Regions from separate parts of the Homo sapiens genome. Here region 1 is linked to region 2. The links are chromatin loops, found by intact Hi-C in ENCODE. Cell type or tissue: PC-9. All regions are shown on one strand. Links, peaks and the distances in the headings refer to the core of each region. The heading gives the core; the rest is flanking DNA.

Region 1 (8,337 bases), core at 123-8,122, 400 kb after region 2:
TTTAAGTCTAGGAGCCCTCCATCTGCAGTACTGTGGATTTTATCAGGAGCATTCCCCAGGGGGGGAAATATCTGTTTTGACTTCTGTGGGAACACAGGAGTTTTTTTGTAATGGATAGATGAAGGTGGGGTGGGGTGTATCCCATGGGTATAGCAGGGGTAAGCAATAGATTTATTAGTTACAACTAACAACTATTGTTCCAAGCAACAAATATTATTAATAGTTGTTCAAAGAAACACTAATCTAGGCTGGTGTGTTTCAACCCAAATAAGCAGCAGCATGGCACCTGTCTCCTGGAACTATTTTGTTCCTTGTCAGTCTGCTCCAGACACTCCTCCTTTGTGCTAAGTGCAGAGGCCAAGAATCCAGAGCATCACTCCATGCCCTATTCCTACCCTCACTCGGATCAACCTCTGCCTTATTGCTTTTGCTACCTGGGACACTGCATCATCGGAACATCACTAATGTCCCATCTGCATGGTTTGTGCCCAAACCAAGAGGAGAACAGATCAGCAGTATCTCAGATATGAGACATCCAGTGATGCTGTTGCATCAACAGAATAGTTAGGGAGCTGATCTCTGTGCCTAGGCCCTGCTGCTGGGTTTCATGCCAAGCAAAGGCAATGTTGCTTGTGTCAACAGGGACAAAATGAGAAGGGCTTTCAGAAGTCCCCCCTAACTAAGGACAATTTTCCATTATCTGAATGCCCCACAATTAAAGCTTTATTCATTAGGGTTAATTTATTTATTTTTGAGACGGAGTCTCACTCTGTCGTCCAGGCTGGAGTGCAGTGGCACGATCTCAGCTCACTGCAACCTCTACCTCCCAGGTTCAGGCAATTCTCATGCCTCAGCCTCCCAAGTAGCTGGGATTACACGTGCATGCCACCATGTCTGGCTAATTTTTGTATATTTAGTAGAGATGGGGTTTCGCCATGTTAGCCAGGTTGGTCTTCAACTCCTCACCTCAAGTGATCTGCCTGCCTTGGCCTCCCAAAGTGCTGGTTGGGGCCTCCCAGTGGGAATCTCAGTATCCCCAGCCAGGGGTTTATGGATGGGGCACTGATAACCCTGAGAGGACCTCCTAGGAGGAGGGACAGCTGTGGTATTGTGGATCAATGATCTGTCTTTTCTGCCTACTGGCTCTGGAGAGTCAGGGCAGCCCAGATGAGGGTGATTCCCCCAGTGTGGCACACCCTTCAAGGGGCAGAAACTCTGCTTATTTAAGCAGGTCTCTGACCCTGCTCCTGCTGACTAAGTGAGACCTCTCAACAGGAGTCTCCACACACCTCATGCAGGAGTGTTTCAGCTGGCGTCAGGCCAGTGCCCCTCTAAGACAGAGCTCTCAGAGGAAGGAGCAGCTTGGCATCTTTGCTGGTCTGCAGCCTCCACTGGTGATAACTCCAGGGATGGGAGGGACCCAGGCAAATAGGAACTGGAGTGGACCACAAGCAAACTGCAGCAGCCCTGCAGAAGAGGAGCCTGACTGCTAAAATAAAAGCAAACAGAATGCAACAGCATCAATGAAAAAGGCACCATAAAAAACTCCATTCAAATGTCAGCAGCCTCAAAGATCAAAGGTAGATAAACCCATGAAGATGAGAAAAAATGCTGAAAACTCAAAAAGCCAGAGTGCCTCTTCTCCTTCAGAGAGTTGCAACACCTCTCTAGCAAGGGCACAGAAATGGGCTGAGACTGAGATGGATGAATTGACAGAAGTAGGCTTAGGAAGATGGGTAATAAAGAACTTCACCAAGCTAAAGGATTATGTTCTAACTCACAGCAAAGAAGCTAAGAACTATGATAAAACATCACAGGTGCTGTTAATCAGAATCACCACTTTAGAGAGGAACATAAATGATCTGATGGAGCTGAAAAACACAACATGAGAACTTCATAATGCAAACACAAGTATCAATAGCTGAATAGACCAAGTGGAAGAAAGGATATCAGAGCTTGAAGACTATCTTGCTGAAATAAGGCAGGCAGACAAGATTAGAGAAAAAAAGAATGAAAAGGAATGAACAAAACCTCCAAGAACTATGGGACTATGTTAAAAGACTGAACCTAGAAATGATGGGGTACCTGAAAGAGACTGGGAGAATGAAACCAAGTAGGAAAATACACTTCAGTGTATCATCCAGGAAAACTCACCCAACCTAGCAAGACAGGCCAACATTCAAACTCAGGAAATCCAGAGAACCCCAGTAAAATACTCCATGAGAAGATCAGCCCTGACACATAATCATCAGATTCTACAAGGTCAAAATGAAAAAAAAAATGTTAAGGGCAGCCAGAGAGAAGGACCAGGTTACCTGTAAAGGGAAGCCCATCAGACTAACAGCAGACATCTCAGCAGAAACCCTACAAGCCAGAAGAGATCGGGGGCCAATTTTAAACACCCTTAAAGCAAATAATTTCCAACCTAGAATTTAATATTTGGCCCAGCTGAGCTTCCTAAGTGAAGGAGAAATAAAATCTTTTTCAGACAGCAAATGCTGAGGGAATTTGTCACCACCAGGTCTGCCTTCCAAGAGCTTCTGAAGGAAGCACTAAACATGGAAGGAAAAACCAATACCAGCCGCTACAAAAAACACACTGAAACACACAGATGAGTGACACTATGAAGCAAATGCATAAACAGGTCTGCAAAATAACCAACAGGCATCATGATATCAGGATACAATTCACACATAACAATATTAACTTTAAATGTAAATGGGTTAAATGCCCCCAATTTAAGGACACAGAGTGGCAAGCCAGATAGAGTCAAAATCCACCTGTGTGCTGTATTCAAGAGACTCATTATAATAAAAAAGAAAATAATCAAAATCCCAAAAATAAAAATACAATGATAAAAATAAAATAATCAGTGTATGCTATTTAGAGAAGCCTGGACCCAGCTGAAGAGAGGTTGATCAAACTGAAAGATAAGTTAGCAGAACATATCCAGACTAAAACAGGGAGAGGAAAATAATACTAGAAAGTATAGAAAAGAATGAATGTGACATATAGCATATAGTGAGAGAACTAACATATGTGTAATTGGAGATGCAGAAGGAGAAGAAAGACAGAATAGAGCAAAGAAAGGGAAAATGGCTGAGAATTTGGTAAACTGATATAAGACATCAAGCTACATATTAAAGAAGCCGCCTGAGACCAGTGAACACCTAGGCACATCACAGTAAAACCATATGTAGGTATATCTGTTTTAATTTTACTTGAAGCCAAAGCAAAGAGAAAAATCTTAAAATCTGACAGAAAAAAAGACATGCCTTTTTAAGAATAACAGTAATACTGATAGCTGTCTTCCCAATGGAAATAATGAAAGGGAGAAGACAATGGAATGATATCTTCAACTTGCTGATGGAAAATAATGCTAACCTAGAATTCTATACCTAAGAAAAAAATCTTTCAAAAATAAGACCAGAACTAAGGTATTTTCAGAGAAAGACTGAGAAAATTCATCACCAGCACTTTCACATGGAAAGAAATATCAGGCCAGGCACAGTGGCTCACACCTGCAATCCCAGCACTTTGGGAGGCCAAGGAGGGTGTATCACTTGAGGTCAGGAGTTCAAGACCAGCCTGGCCAACATGGTGAAACCTCGTCTCTACTAAAAATACAAAAATTAGCTAGGTGTGGTGGCACATGCTTGTAGTCCCAGCTACATGGGAGGATGAGGCAGGAGAATTGCTTGAACCCAGGAGATGGAGGTTGCAGTGAGCCAGGATCACGCCACTGCTCTCCAGCCTGGGTGAGTGAGACTCTATCTCAAAAAAAAAAAAAAAGAAAAGAAAAGAAATGAAATATCAGAGATTTATGCAGGCAAATGATGAACAAGAAAATGGAAGAAGGAATGAAGAAAAACAGAAAGGGAAAATATGTGGGTAAATCTAATCTGTGGTTCCCAAGTCAGGACAATTGTGCCCACTAGGGGACATTTGGCAATGTTTGAAGACATTTTTAATTGTCACAACTTGGGGGTTGGTGCTACTGACATCTAGTGGATAGAGACCAAGGATGCTGCTAAACATCCGTAATGCGTGGAACAGCCTTTTACAACAAATAATTATATGGCCCAAAACATCAACAGGGCCAAAACCGAGATATCTTTATTTAAGTTACTATTGATTATACAGTCAATAGTAATTTCCATGGAATTTAGATTTATGTAGAATTATGGTACATTAAAAAAAAACACAAAAGATGTGAGTACTTGGAGGTAAAATGTTTGAAAATTTTTGCATTGCCTGGGATGCAAATTTTATTTTATACCCTAATAAGTCCAAGATGAATTTTGTAATGTAAGAGAATAACTAACTAACAAGTCAATGAGGGGGGCAGTGTTAATGAAATTATAGGAAAAAAGCTTGATTAATCCAAAGTGCAAGAAGGATAAAAAGAAAAATAGAACAGCTGTTGGACAATAGAAATTGCATAGTAATTGGTTGATACAAACCCAAATATATCATTTATTGCATTAAATACAAACAGACCTAATATTACAAATAAAAGACAAAGACTGTCAGAGTGAATAAACAAAACGAATGCAGCTTAAGACATCTATCTTAAATATAAGGTTTGAAAGATCTACCTTAAGGTTTGAAAGTTGAAGGATGTAAGCAAGTATACTATGCAAATGCTAACAAAAGACTGTGAGTATGAATATGTTAATATCAGACAAAGTAGCCTTTAAAGCAAGAAGCATTATTAAAGATAAAACTGGACATTTCATGATGATGAAATTGTCAATCCACCACAAACAAATAGTAGTTTGAAATGTGATTTATCTAGTAATACGGCATCAAATATATTAAGCAAAAATTGGCAGAACAAAAAAAAAGAAATAAAAATCACAGTGGAAGTTAGAAGGAAGAAAATAATAAAAAGAAAAAAGTGAATGAAGTAAAAACATACATTAAAGTATATATTTAAATCTGTAAGTTACACTATAGATTTAAATGTCAAAAATATAACGTAAGATGCTAGAAGATAACACAGAAGAATATCTTCATAACTTTGGGGCAGGAAATCCTTCTTAAATGGGAAACAAAAATACTAACCATAGGGGAAAAGATGGATAAATTGAACTACATTAAAATAATAATTTCTGTTTATTAAAAAATAAAAGAGAGTGAAAAAGCAAATTACAGAGTGAGAGAAGATATTTGTAATATACATATTTATCAAGGGACTCATATCCAGGGTATATAAGAATGTGTAATAAATAAGAAAAGGGCATAAAATTGAAAAATGAGCAAAAAGATTCAACCAGCCAATTTATAAAAGACAATATCCAAATGTTCAATAAAAGGTAATAAAAAGGTGCCCAACTTGATTAGTTATCAGGAAAATGCAAATTCAAATCACAAAACACACACATAACAGAAGGGCTAAAATGAAAAAGATTTTTTAAGGCAGGGCGCGGTGGCTCATGCCTGTAATCCCAGCACTTTGGGAGGCCGAGGCGGGTGCACCACGAGGTCAGGAGATCGAGACCATCCTGGCTAACACGGTGAAACCCTGTCTCTACTAAAAATACAAAAAATTAGCCAGGTGTGGTGGTGGGTGCCTGTAGTCCCAGCTACTTGGGAGGCTGAGGCAGGAGAATGGCGTGAACCCGGGAGGTGGAGCTTGCAGTGAGCCAAGATCACGCCACTGCACTCCAGCCTGGGCAACAAAGCAAGACTCCATCTAAAAAAAAAAAAAAAGTTTTTAAGAAACCTAAATGTTGCAGAAAAATCAGCATCACTGGAAGTCTCATATTCTGCTGATGAGAATGTATACTGATATAACCAATTTGGAAAACTGTTTGGCAGATCTCCTAAAACTGAACATATGCATATCCTATGACCCAAAAATTCCACTTCTAGGTATATACCCAACAGGAATATCTATATGTATGCCCAGTGCCATATATAAAAGTGGTCATAGAAACATTCATAAGACTCTAACTTGGATACAATCCAAATATCTATCAAAAGTGGAATGGATTAAATATTATATTCATTCAATGGAATATTATATAACAATGAAATTGAATGAACAACATCCACAATATAGACGGACTTTCCAAACATGATGTTGAGCAAAAGAAGCCAGACACAAAATAATACACACTGTATTATTCCATTTATATAAAGTTTAAAATAGGCAAGTCTAATTGATGGTGATAAAATTTAAAATAGCGATGACCTTTTCTTGGATGAGAGAAGAGGAATATTATCTGATGATCTCTTTCTTAATCTGGGTGGTGTCTAGATGGGTATGTATGTAGTAAAAATCCACTAATGATTTATGCACTTGTGTGCAGTATACATAAAGAAAACAGTACTTGCTCCCAAAATCATTTTATAGAAAATAAATTATTTCTGCAATATTTGATTAAATGAAAAAAGTTAGAAACAGCATGTATAATCTGAGGCATATTTGATGAAAAACACATATATATAGATTATATATGAGTAGAGGTAAAGATTAGATATAAATTCAGATGATATATGTATTGATACAGTAAAAAAATCTGGACACGTAGTAAATTATCAACAGTTATTATCTCTAGGTAAGGAATAACTACTATCTCATTACTTCTCTTTGTTCTTTTCTGTTTTTCAAATGTATATTTTTCAAATTTCAAAAATTAAAAAAAAGTGTGGAGAATTTATTTCTGCAATGAGAGGTGTATGAGCTATAAGAAAAAGGAAGTACTTTGTGAGAAGCCAGTGCCCACCCAGGGAGTGATGGCCAGAGGAGTGGAGGAGGCAGAACCAGATAAGGTAGTGAGAGTCGAGTCACACATTCTCCAAACTCCTCATCTGGAACCCTTTTCTACCCCCAGCAGAGCCTGGTAAAATCCTGAGTCTCCTGCCAGCTTTACTCAGATGTCCAAATTGCTGATACTCCTTGGCATTGTGGTTCTGCCAGTGTCAGGAGAATGGAAAGAAAGAGTTTTTTCCTGTAATGGAATTTTCAGATTACTGTATGTATTCTGGCTGGGCTTCAAAATGAAGAGTGGGTGGAAAACAAAAAGACTTTTACAGTCCTATTGCAGAGAGGTGCCAGGGGCTGGCAACATAAAAACACAGCTTTTTAAAAAAGTCAGAATCCCTGAAGAAAACTAAATGTTTAATTCTCAGGCTTGAGGATCTCCTGATGCTGCAAGTAATGCAATGTTTTTATCTGTGTTTGGGGGACAGTGGTGGCCTCACTGAGTTTTTGTCTAGGAGGACACTTACCAAGGAAGAGCTCCACCAGGTTCAGAGCCTGCATGGAGGGTTCCTAGCTCATAAACTGAGGAGGACATAAACTTAGGAGTTTATGTCCTCAGTTAAGAGTTCCAAAGAGGAACACCAAATTGGGAAAGGACTACTAATTATTTCTTGAAACATGCCCTTTTATTAGGATTGAGTATTTCAAAACATTGGGCATAAAAAGGAGAAATAAAATGCATGCTTGATGGAGAGAAGTTTGGAGCCACTGGGATAACAAAAGTGAAATCTTCAGAAGAATTGAAGGTAAGGTGGTGAGTAGATATTGCATGATGAATATGGGTAGGGAAGAGCTGAGTCTTTCAGGGCCATTTCAGCCAGAAGTGGAGAGGTGAAGGTGGAAGGAAAGTTTTTTCCCTACTTTGAGATTCAATTCTTCCCATCCTGTAAAATGGGGGACTAGAAAGTGCCTCAGAACTAGTTGCTCTAAGAATTGAACTCAGGTTCTGTGAGTTTAAATTCCATAGAGGTGACGTCATAGCAGCTGAGTTGTTGAAGGGAGGATGATTGGGGACTGGAACTTTACTCCAGAAGCCAACAACAACAACAACAACAACAACAAAGAAAACCACCCAGATCCTTGCGCTGGGGAGAGGAAGAAGGGAAATCAATGGAGTGGGTCCTGGAGCATTGGAGGGGCTGATAATAGTGAGAAACACCCTCCTGGGTGTTACTGCTCATATACTCCTCAATTTTATCAAAGCCAAAACTGAAATGCCACACAGATTCTCACTGATAGGCAGAACCTTCTGCAAGTTACACTCAGAATCTCAAATTCATCATTAATGCAGTAATGTCTTCTGCGGAAATGTCTGCATGCTTCTTGAAGATGGTAAGATCTAAGAAGCACCTTTCCCTCTTCATCCAGTTCTCAAAAATTATGGACTCTTAGGTTGTGGGGAGACAGACAGCAGGATGCTATGCCTCCTCAGTCCCAGCCAATCCAATCTGGGGCCTCTGCTTCTTCATCCTATCCCCAGACTCCCCACACTCCTCTTGTAGGTCTGCTTGATTTAGCCAAACCCTAGGAGATCTGGCATTTATGTCTCTGCTCATTGAACTTAA
Region 2 (8,337 bases), core at 265-8,264:
GCAGGGCTGCTCCTTCTGCTCTATGATGCCTGAGGCCTCAGCTGAGGGAGTCAGCTGGTGGCTCAGTGTGGACTGGAAAGTCCAAGGTGTTTTACTCCCATTCCTGGATGGATTCATCATGTTTTTATTTTTTATTTTTTGAGTCAGAGTCTCACTTTTTCTCCCAGGCTGGAGTGCAGTGGCACGAACATAGCTCATGGCAGCCCCTAACTCCTGGGCTTAAGTGATCCTCCCGCCCCAGCCTCCTGAGTAGCTGCTACTACAGGCATGCGCCACCACACCCAGCAAATTTTTTGTTTGTTTTTGGCAGAGATGGAGTCTCACTGTGTTGCTCAGGTTTGTGTCAAACTCCTGGGCTCAAGTGATACTCCTGCCTCAGCCTCCAAAAGTGCTGGGATTGCAGGTGTGAGCCACCACGCCTGGCCTATTAATCGTGTTTTTTCTTTTCTGTATTTTATGATGCTTTGACATCCAGGGGCCTTATGGACCCGAAAAGGGACTGCCCCTCCTAGGGATAGCTAATTCCTAGAGATGGCAATCTTGCCTGGGAGCACCTCTTAATGTGCAAACCAACCAATCTTGATTCCATAACCCCCATCCACCTCCTACCTCCTTTTATCAGCTCCTGCAGTTCAGGATGCTATCCCCCATTCTAGATCATCCTGCTTAGGTACTAGACAACTAGGGACCACCCCTATAGCCCAGAACCCAAGGGAATTGTTCAAGCTAGCCAGTCCTAAACCCATCCAGCTTGTCTACCCTGCCTTGCCTATTCCTTCCCACCAAAATCACAATGAAGACTCTGGCCCACACTTCCCCCTTCCTCCTTCTGCCTCCTGACTGATGCTGGTACTTCCCCATGTGGCCCTGTGTGACATGGCATGCCCCCTCCTCTTGAGAACTGTGGTTAACCAACTGTCTTTCAATGACAATCATCTCCTGATCTGTTGGCCTCGCCATACCTGAATAAAAACAAAATCCCAGGTACAATTTAAAACATGGGGGTCAGCCGGTGCGGTGACTCATGCCTGTGATCCCAGCACTTTGGGAGGGCGAGGTGGGAGGATTGTTTGAGCCCAGGAGTTTGAGACCAGCCTGGGCAACATAGCAAGACCACCATCTCTAAAATAAAAAAGAAAAATATGTATATAAAACACTGGGGTCTTGGCAGAGCTAGCTGGAAGGCTGGGCTGTAGTGTGCCCTTCTCCCTTCCCCACGTAATCTCCATGTGGTCTCTCCAGTCAGTCTTCTTACGGAGTGAGTGACTCAGGGCTCCCAGAGACCAAGGCAGAAGCTGCCACTTCCCTTAAAGTCTGGGCCTGAAGCTGGCATAGTGTCACATCCACTGTATTCTATTGGCCAAAGCAGTCACAGGCCAGGAGAGGAAGATAGAGCCCAATTCTCTATCTCCTGTGATATGAAAGGAGTATCACAGAGCATGCAGCCATCTTTAATCTTCCAGGGATGGAGAGGTATCCTCCCACTGGAAACCTCCCCCGGGCATCAGGGATGCAGACATGTGACTGGGTTTGGGCCATAGGATGCTCCCCCCAGATCTCTGAATCTTAGGAGACTGCTGGATTGATGTATGAGCAGAGCCCAGCAGTCCTGAGGGTCCTCCAGGGTCAGTCCAGGCTGACCCTGCTACGCGTTCCTGATCGTGCCCACTGTGGGCCAGTCTCCCTCGACACCAGCTCACCTTCCAAGCTTGGCCTTGAGCCTTCACATCGCTGCTGTGAGCCTCCAGAAATCTGTTTAGTACATTCCTTTTTGCTTAAGTTAGCCTGAGCCAGTTTTGCTTATTTAAAACCCAGGGCCCCCACTAATACAGGACCATTCTCTTCCTTCTCCTCACTCCCTGAGTGCCTGGCTTTAACGGAAAGCACCACTGGCCTCATTTCCTAAAGCCCCCTGGGTAGCACCTGCCGAGGTCCCAGTGGCACCTCCAATGTAACCTGGTCCAAATCCAGTCCTCCCCAGCCCTGCTCCTCCCTCTGGGCCCCTCCTCCAGCTTCCTATTCATTCCCAGGCCTTCCCAATTTCCAAATCACCTGTATGGCATCCGATAGCCCCCCACAATGACATTCAAGTAACTGACAACCTGGACAGTCCTCTTTAATCCAGCCCCTCTGTATTTATTTGCTTGCATGGGCTGCCATAACAAAGTCCCATAGATGGGTGGCTTAAACAACAGAAATGTATTTTCTCATAGTTCTGGAGGCAGAAGTCCTAGATCAAGGTGCTGGCAGGGCTGGTTTCTTCTGAGCCCCCCTTCCTGGGTCTGTAGATGGCCGTCTACTTTCCTTGTCTTCGCATGGTCTCCCCTCTGTGCATGTCTGTGTCCTAATTTCCTCTTCTTAAGGACGCCAGTCATATTGGATTAAGGCCCATTCCCATGACCTCATTTTAACTTAATTACCTCTTTAAATACCCTATCTCCAAATACAGTCACCTTCTGAAGTGCTAGGGGTTAAGGTTTCAACACTGAATTTTTTGAGGGGAACACAGTTCAGCCCAGGACACCACCATCCTCTGCATTCCCACTGCCTCTGCCTGAGCTTCAGCCTTGCCACCTCTCTCTCCTGTTTTTGCAATAGCTCAGCCCCTCTAGCACCCAGCATCCAGCTCCTTATTGCCTCCAGAATAAATGCTGAACTCCTTAGCCTGGCATCCAAGGCCCTGCTGAGCCTGACTCCAACCTGCTTTTAAAGTCGTCATTGCAGTGAGGGCCAGGAAAGATGTGAATGTTGTCTAACGGCTTGCTACTCAAAGTGTAATCCACGGACCGGCAGCATTGGCATCACCTGGGAGCCAGTCAGAAATGCAGAATCTCGGGCCAGACCACAGACATACTGAATCAGAATCTGCCTCACCTGCATAAGATCCCCAGGTGACCTGATACAAGGCAAAGTTTGAAAGTTTACAGATGACCAGGCATGATGGCTCATGCCTGTAATCCCAGCACTTTGGGAGGCCAAGGTGAGAGGCCTGCTTGAGTCCAGGAGTTTAAGACTAGCCTGGGCAAGATAATGAGACTCCCCTCTCCCTCCTCCTTTCTCCACAACAGTAAAAAAAATTAGCCACATGTGGTGGCATGCACCTGTGGTCCTAGCTACTCAGGAGGCTGAGGTGGGAGGATAACTTGAGCCTAGGAGGTCGAGGCTGCAGCGAACCGTGATCACACGACTGCACTCCAGCCTGGGCGACAGAGCGAGCCCTTGTCTCAAAAAAAAAAGAAAGTTTGGCCAGGTGCGGTGGCTCATGCCTGTAATCCTAGCACTTTGGGAGGCCGAGGCAGGCTGACCATCTGAGGTCGAGACCAGCCTGGCCAACATGGTGAAACCCCATCTCTACTAAAAATACACACACACACACAAATTAGCTGGGCGTGGTGGCGGGCGCTTGTAATACCAGCTACTGGGGAGGCTGAGGCAGGAGAATCACTTGAACCTGGGAGGCAGAGGTTGCAGTGAGCCTAGATGGCGCCACTGCTCTCCAGCCTGGGCGACAGAGCAAGACTTCATCTCAAAAAAAAAAAAAAAAAAAAAAAAAATTGCTGGGCGCGGTGGCTCACACCTGTAATCCCAGCACTTTGGGAGGCCGAGGTGGGTGGATCACCTGAGGTCAAGAGTTCAAAACCAGCCTGGCCAACATGGTGAAACCCCGTCTCTAATAAAAACACAAAAATTAGGCAGGCATGGTAGTGTGCACCTGTAATCCCAACTACTCGGGAGGCTGAGACAGGAGAATCGCTTGAACCCAGGAGGTGGAGGTTGCAGTGAGCCAAGATCGCGCCATTGCACTCCAGTCTGGGTGACAGAGTGAGACTGTCTCAAAAAGAAAGAAAGAAAGAAAGGAAGGAAGGAAGGAGGGAAGGAAGGAAGGAAGGAAGGAAGGAAGGAAGGAAGGAAGGAAGGAAAGAAAGAAAGAAAGAAAGTTTACAGATGGTAAGAAAGAAAGTTTACAGAATGGCATCCAGAGAGGGACTCAAAGGATCAGGTTTCACCTTGTTGGGCCAGAAACTTGACTTTGCCCGGACAGAACCACCTCATTCAGAGGAGTCTGAGACGCACAGCAGATGACAATTCTGAACAAACAAATAAACTTGGCTATTAAGAATAGCCCAAGGCTAACAAGAATTCCAAATTCACAGGTTAAGCAAATGAAAAGGTTGCCCAAGATGGCTCCCTGATGGGTTCTCAAATTTCTCATTTCCATTCAGCAAACATTTATTGAATCCCTGCTGAGTGCTGAGCTGGGTGCTGGGCGCAGGGAATTCAAGGAGATGTGAGCTTTGTCCTGCAGGAGCTCACACACTAGGAAGGAAGACAGATCACAAAGAGACACAGTGAATAACTGGTGTATATGCCAAGGGCACCCACCCACCCACGCTCCGGGATCCACGCTCCATCCTGAGCTTCGGTTCTTGAAATACATCAAGAACTCTGGCTTCTGAGCCTTTGCACTATCCATCCCTCCTGCCTCAAACCCTTCCCACGCTTCCCCTCTCTGCCCTCCCTCTTTGCCTGGCTAAATCTTATTCATCTTTTATATTTCAGCTGAGTTGTCATTTATTCCAGGAAAATGCTGCTGACCACCCCAACCTGGGAAGGGGGCTTTTTCTGTGCTCCCATGACTCCCCTCAGCCCACCACTTCCCTTACTGAGACATTTTTCATCATTCAGAGTGAATTTCCTGTTTATTTGTCTATCTGTCCACACAGGCTGAGAACATATCATGGGTGCAGGAAACTTATGTGCTGTGTTCACTATATTCTCAGGTATTTCTTCTCTTTCTTTGACAGACAGGATCCTGCTCTATTGCCCAGGCTGGAGTGCAGTGGCACGATCATGTCTCATTGTAACCTTAAACTCCTAGGCTGAAGCAATCCTCCTGCCTCAGCCTCTGGAGTAGCTGAGACTTCAGGCATGAGCCACCACGCTCAGCCTTAGGTATTTCTTAAATACAAACATAAGAGTGGCCGGACGCAGTGGCTTACACCTGTAATCCCAATATTTTGGGAGGCCAAGGTGAGAGGATCACTTGAGGCCAGGAATTCAAGACCAGCCTGGCCAACATGGTGAAACCCCCATCTCTACTAAAAATACAAAATACCCCATCTCAGCTGGGCGCGGTGGCTCACGCCTGTAATCCTAGCACTTTGGGAGGCCGAGGCGGGCGGATCACCTGAGGTCAGGAGTCCGAGACCAGCCTGACCAACATGGAGAAACCCCATCTCTACTAAAAATACAAAATTAGCCGGGCGTGGAGGCACATGCCTGTAATCCCAGTTACTCGGGAGGCTGAGGCAGGAGAATCGCTTGAACTCAGGAGGCGGAGGTTGCGGTGAGCCAAGATTGCGCCATTGCACTCCAGCCTGGGTGAAAAGAGCGAAAACTCCATCTAAAAAAAAAAAAAAAAATACCCCGTCTCTACTAAAAATACAAAAAAAAAAAACCTAAAAAAAAAAAAAATTAGTGGGGTGTGGTGGCACTCGCCTGTAATCCTAGTTACCCAGGAGGCTGAGGCACGAGAACTGCTTGAACCTGGGACGCAGAGGTTACAGTGAGCCAAGATCAAGCCACTGTACTCCAGCCTGGGCAACAGAGCAAGACTCTGTCTAAATAATAATAATAATAAGAGTAATACTAGTCAGCTCTTTTTGAGCTCATATTGTGTGCCAAGCACTGTCCTAAGTATTTATGTATAATAACTCATTTAACCCCCACAACTACCCAGTGAAATGGGTGCTATAATTTTTCCCATTCCGCAGATGTAGAAGTACAGAGAAGTTAAGTAACTTGACCAAGATTACACAGCTAGTAAGTGGCAGAGAAGGGATTCACACCCAGGCAGTCTGGCTCCAGAGTGCATATTGGAAGACAACATTATTCACTCCATGGGGGAGGGGTCAGAGGTCAGGAAAGGGTTCAGCAGGAGCACTACCTGGGCCGGGTTTTGGAGTGTGAATAGGAGTCTGCCATGTGGAAATGGAGGAGTAGGGCTTTGCAGATTTGACAACCTCCAATCTGGGCCCCGCCTGTCAGTGCAAAAGCATTTCCCTGAAGGGCAAATGTAAAGCAATTGACAGCACTCCAGACACTAACCAACTAGGCTTAGACAGGGTGAATGCTGGGTCTGGTTTCAGCCTGAGTCACCCACTGGCAGGGCAGGTTACACACACCCTGCAATGGCTGAGAAGTACATTGTCCTTCCCTCTTGCCCCAAGGTTCAGGCTCACGCCAGAACCACCACACCTCCCTTGCAGGGATTGCCTCACTCGCTCAGCAAGGAACACCCCAGCGGGCATGCCTTCGGGCAGATGTGGGCTCAGAGCAGACCTGGAGCCTGCGAAGAGAGCAGGCGAGGTTCCTCTCTTCCCTGCAAAGCACCCCAAAACCCCACTCAGGCTGACCTTAGAGACTAGAGTAGCTTCCCCTGACTCAGGGGTCCTCTAATTTCCTCCTCTCCTCTCCCCTCCCCTCCCCTCCCCTCGCCTCTCCTCTCCTCCCCTCTCCTCTCCTCTCCTCTCCTTTCTTTTTCCTTCCTTCCTTCCTTCTTCCTTTTTTTTTTAAATAGAAAGACAGGAGGTCTCACTTTGTTGCCCAGGCTGTACTCGAACGTCTCCGTTCAAGTGATCCTCCCACCTCAGCCTCCCAATTATCTGGGATTATAGGCACGAGCCACCGTGCCCAGCTAGTCCTCCAACTTCTAAAGCCCCAGAACCTATTTAAGAAACTGGATCTCAGCCAGGAGCGGTGGCTCACACCTGTAATCCCAACACTTTGGGAGGCCGAGGCAGGCAGATCACCTGAGGTCAGGAGTTCAAGACCAGCTGACCAACACAGCGAAACTCTGTCTCTACTAGAAATACAAAAATGAGCCGGGCATGGTGGCGTGTGCCTGTAGTCTCAGCTACTCGAGAGGTTGAAGGAGGAGAATCATTTGAACCTGGGAGGTGGAGGTTGCAGTGAGCCAAGATGACACCACTGCACTCCAGCCTGGGCAACAGGGTGAGACTGTCAAATAAATAAATAAATAAATCAGTCAAATAATGACCACAAGAAAGAGAACATGAACACTAAAAGTAATGTGAATTTCTTGATTGGACCCTGGGTTTTTAATGTTTTAAATTGCCCACATTAAGGGATGTCTGTGGGACAACTGGAGACATTTGTGGGGTTTTTTTATTTTTTGGTTTGTTCGTTTGTTTTTTGAGACAGAGTCTCACTCTGTTGCCCAGGCTGGAATGCAGTGGCGCGATCTTGGCAACCTCCACCTCCCAGATTCAAGCAGTCTCCTGCCTCAGCATCCTAAGTAGCTGGGACTACAAGCATGCACCACCACGCTCCGCTAATTTTTGTATTTTTAGTAGAGATGGGGTTTCACCACGTTGACCAGGCTGATCTCAACCTCCTGACCTCAGGTGATCCGCCTACCTCCGCCTCCCAAAGTGCTGGGGTCACAGGCGTCAGCCACCATGCCCGGCTGAGAAATTTGAATGTAGATTATATGTTGGATAATTGTACTGTGGTTATGTAAGAAACTGCCCTTATTCTTTGGAGGTTTAAGGGTGAAATGTGAAGATGTGTGCAACTAACTCCCTTGTGGTTCAGAAAAAAAAAGTATTACATGTATAAATATAAATAAATAGAGAGAGAGAAGAGGAAGTATTATAAATATAGAAATATATTAACAACTGGTGAGTCTAGATGAAGGTTATGAGTGAAGGTCATTGTACTACTCCTGCAACTTCTGTGAAGGTTTGAGAATTTTTCAAAATAAAAAGTTGGGCCAGGTGCAGTGGCCCATACCTGTAATCCCAGCACTTTGGGAAGCCACAGCGGGAAGATTGTTTGAGTCCAGGGGTTCAAGACCAGCCTGGGTGACATAATGAGACCTCGTCTCCACAGTCAAAAAATTCACTGGGCTTGGTCGTGTGTGTCTGTGTAGTCTCAGCTACTCAGGAGACTGAGATGGGAGGATCACTTGAGCCCAGCTTGAGGTTACAGTGAACTGTGATTGCACCACTGCACTCCAGACTGGGCTAGGCTGAGTCCCTGCCTCAAAAAAAAAAAAAAAAAAAAAAAAAAACAGAAGAAGAAGAAAATTAAGATAAGATAGTGGTCACTCCACTGCCAGGCAAAGTATGGAGGAGTCTTCTGGCATTGTATGATATCCTATTTATTTTCCTTTCTTTTCTTTTTTTTTTTTTTTTTTGAGACAGGGTCTCACTGTCTCCCAGGTTGGAGTGTAATGGCTTGATCAGAGCTCCCTGCAACCTCATACTCCTGGGTTCAAGCGATCCTCCTGCCTCAGCCTCCCAAAGTGCTGGG

What was found. Peaks named below come from ENCODE experiments on the same cell type or tissue, not always from the same donor. Only the 100,000 strongest peaks of a DNase experiment are listed, where the experiment ranks them.
Region 1: a loop joins it to region 2, with 3 times the contacts of the local background. A loop is called at or near these places in 1 of 110 quality-filtered maps.

Annotation. Positions count from the first base shown.
Region 1 is chr20:45,588,405-45,596,741 of GRCh38, reverse strand. No RefSeq gene overlaps it. Among named protein-coding and RNA genes, the nearest start is that of WFDC8, 13 kb to the right of the region's middle. In PC-9, for the core only: CTCF peaks have their summits at 3,798 and 3,998 (motif pointing left); a DNase peak (open chromatin) is centred at 3,981; H3K27me3 peaks cover 473 bases.
Region 2 is chr20:45,991,491-45,999,827 of GRCh38, reverse strand. No RefSeq gene overlaps it. Among named protein-coding and RNA genes, the nearest start is that of MMP9, 13 kb to the left of the region's middle. RefSeq lists an enhancer at 3,905-4,412. In PC-9, for the core only: CTCF peaks have their summits at 3,246 and 3,448; DNase peaks (open chromatin) are centred at 4,117, 4,897 and 6,157; H3K27ac peaks cover 2,979 bases.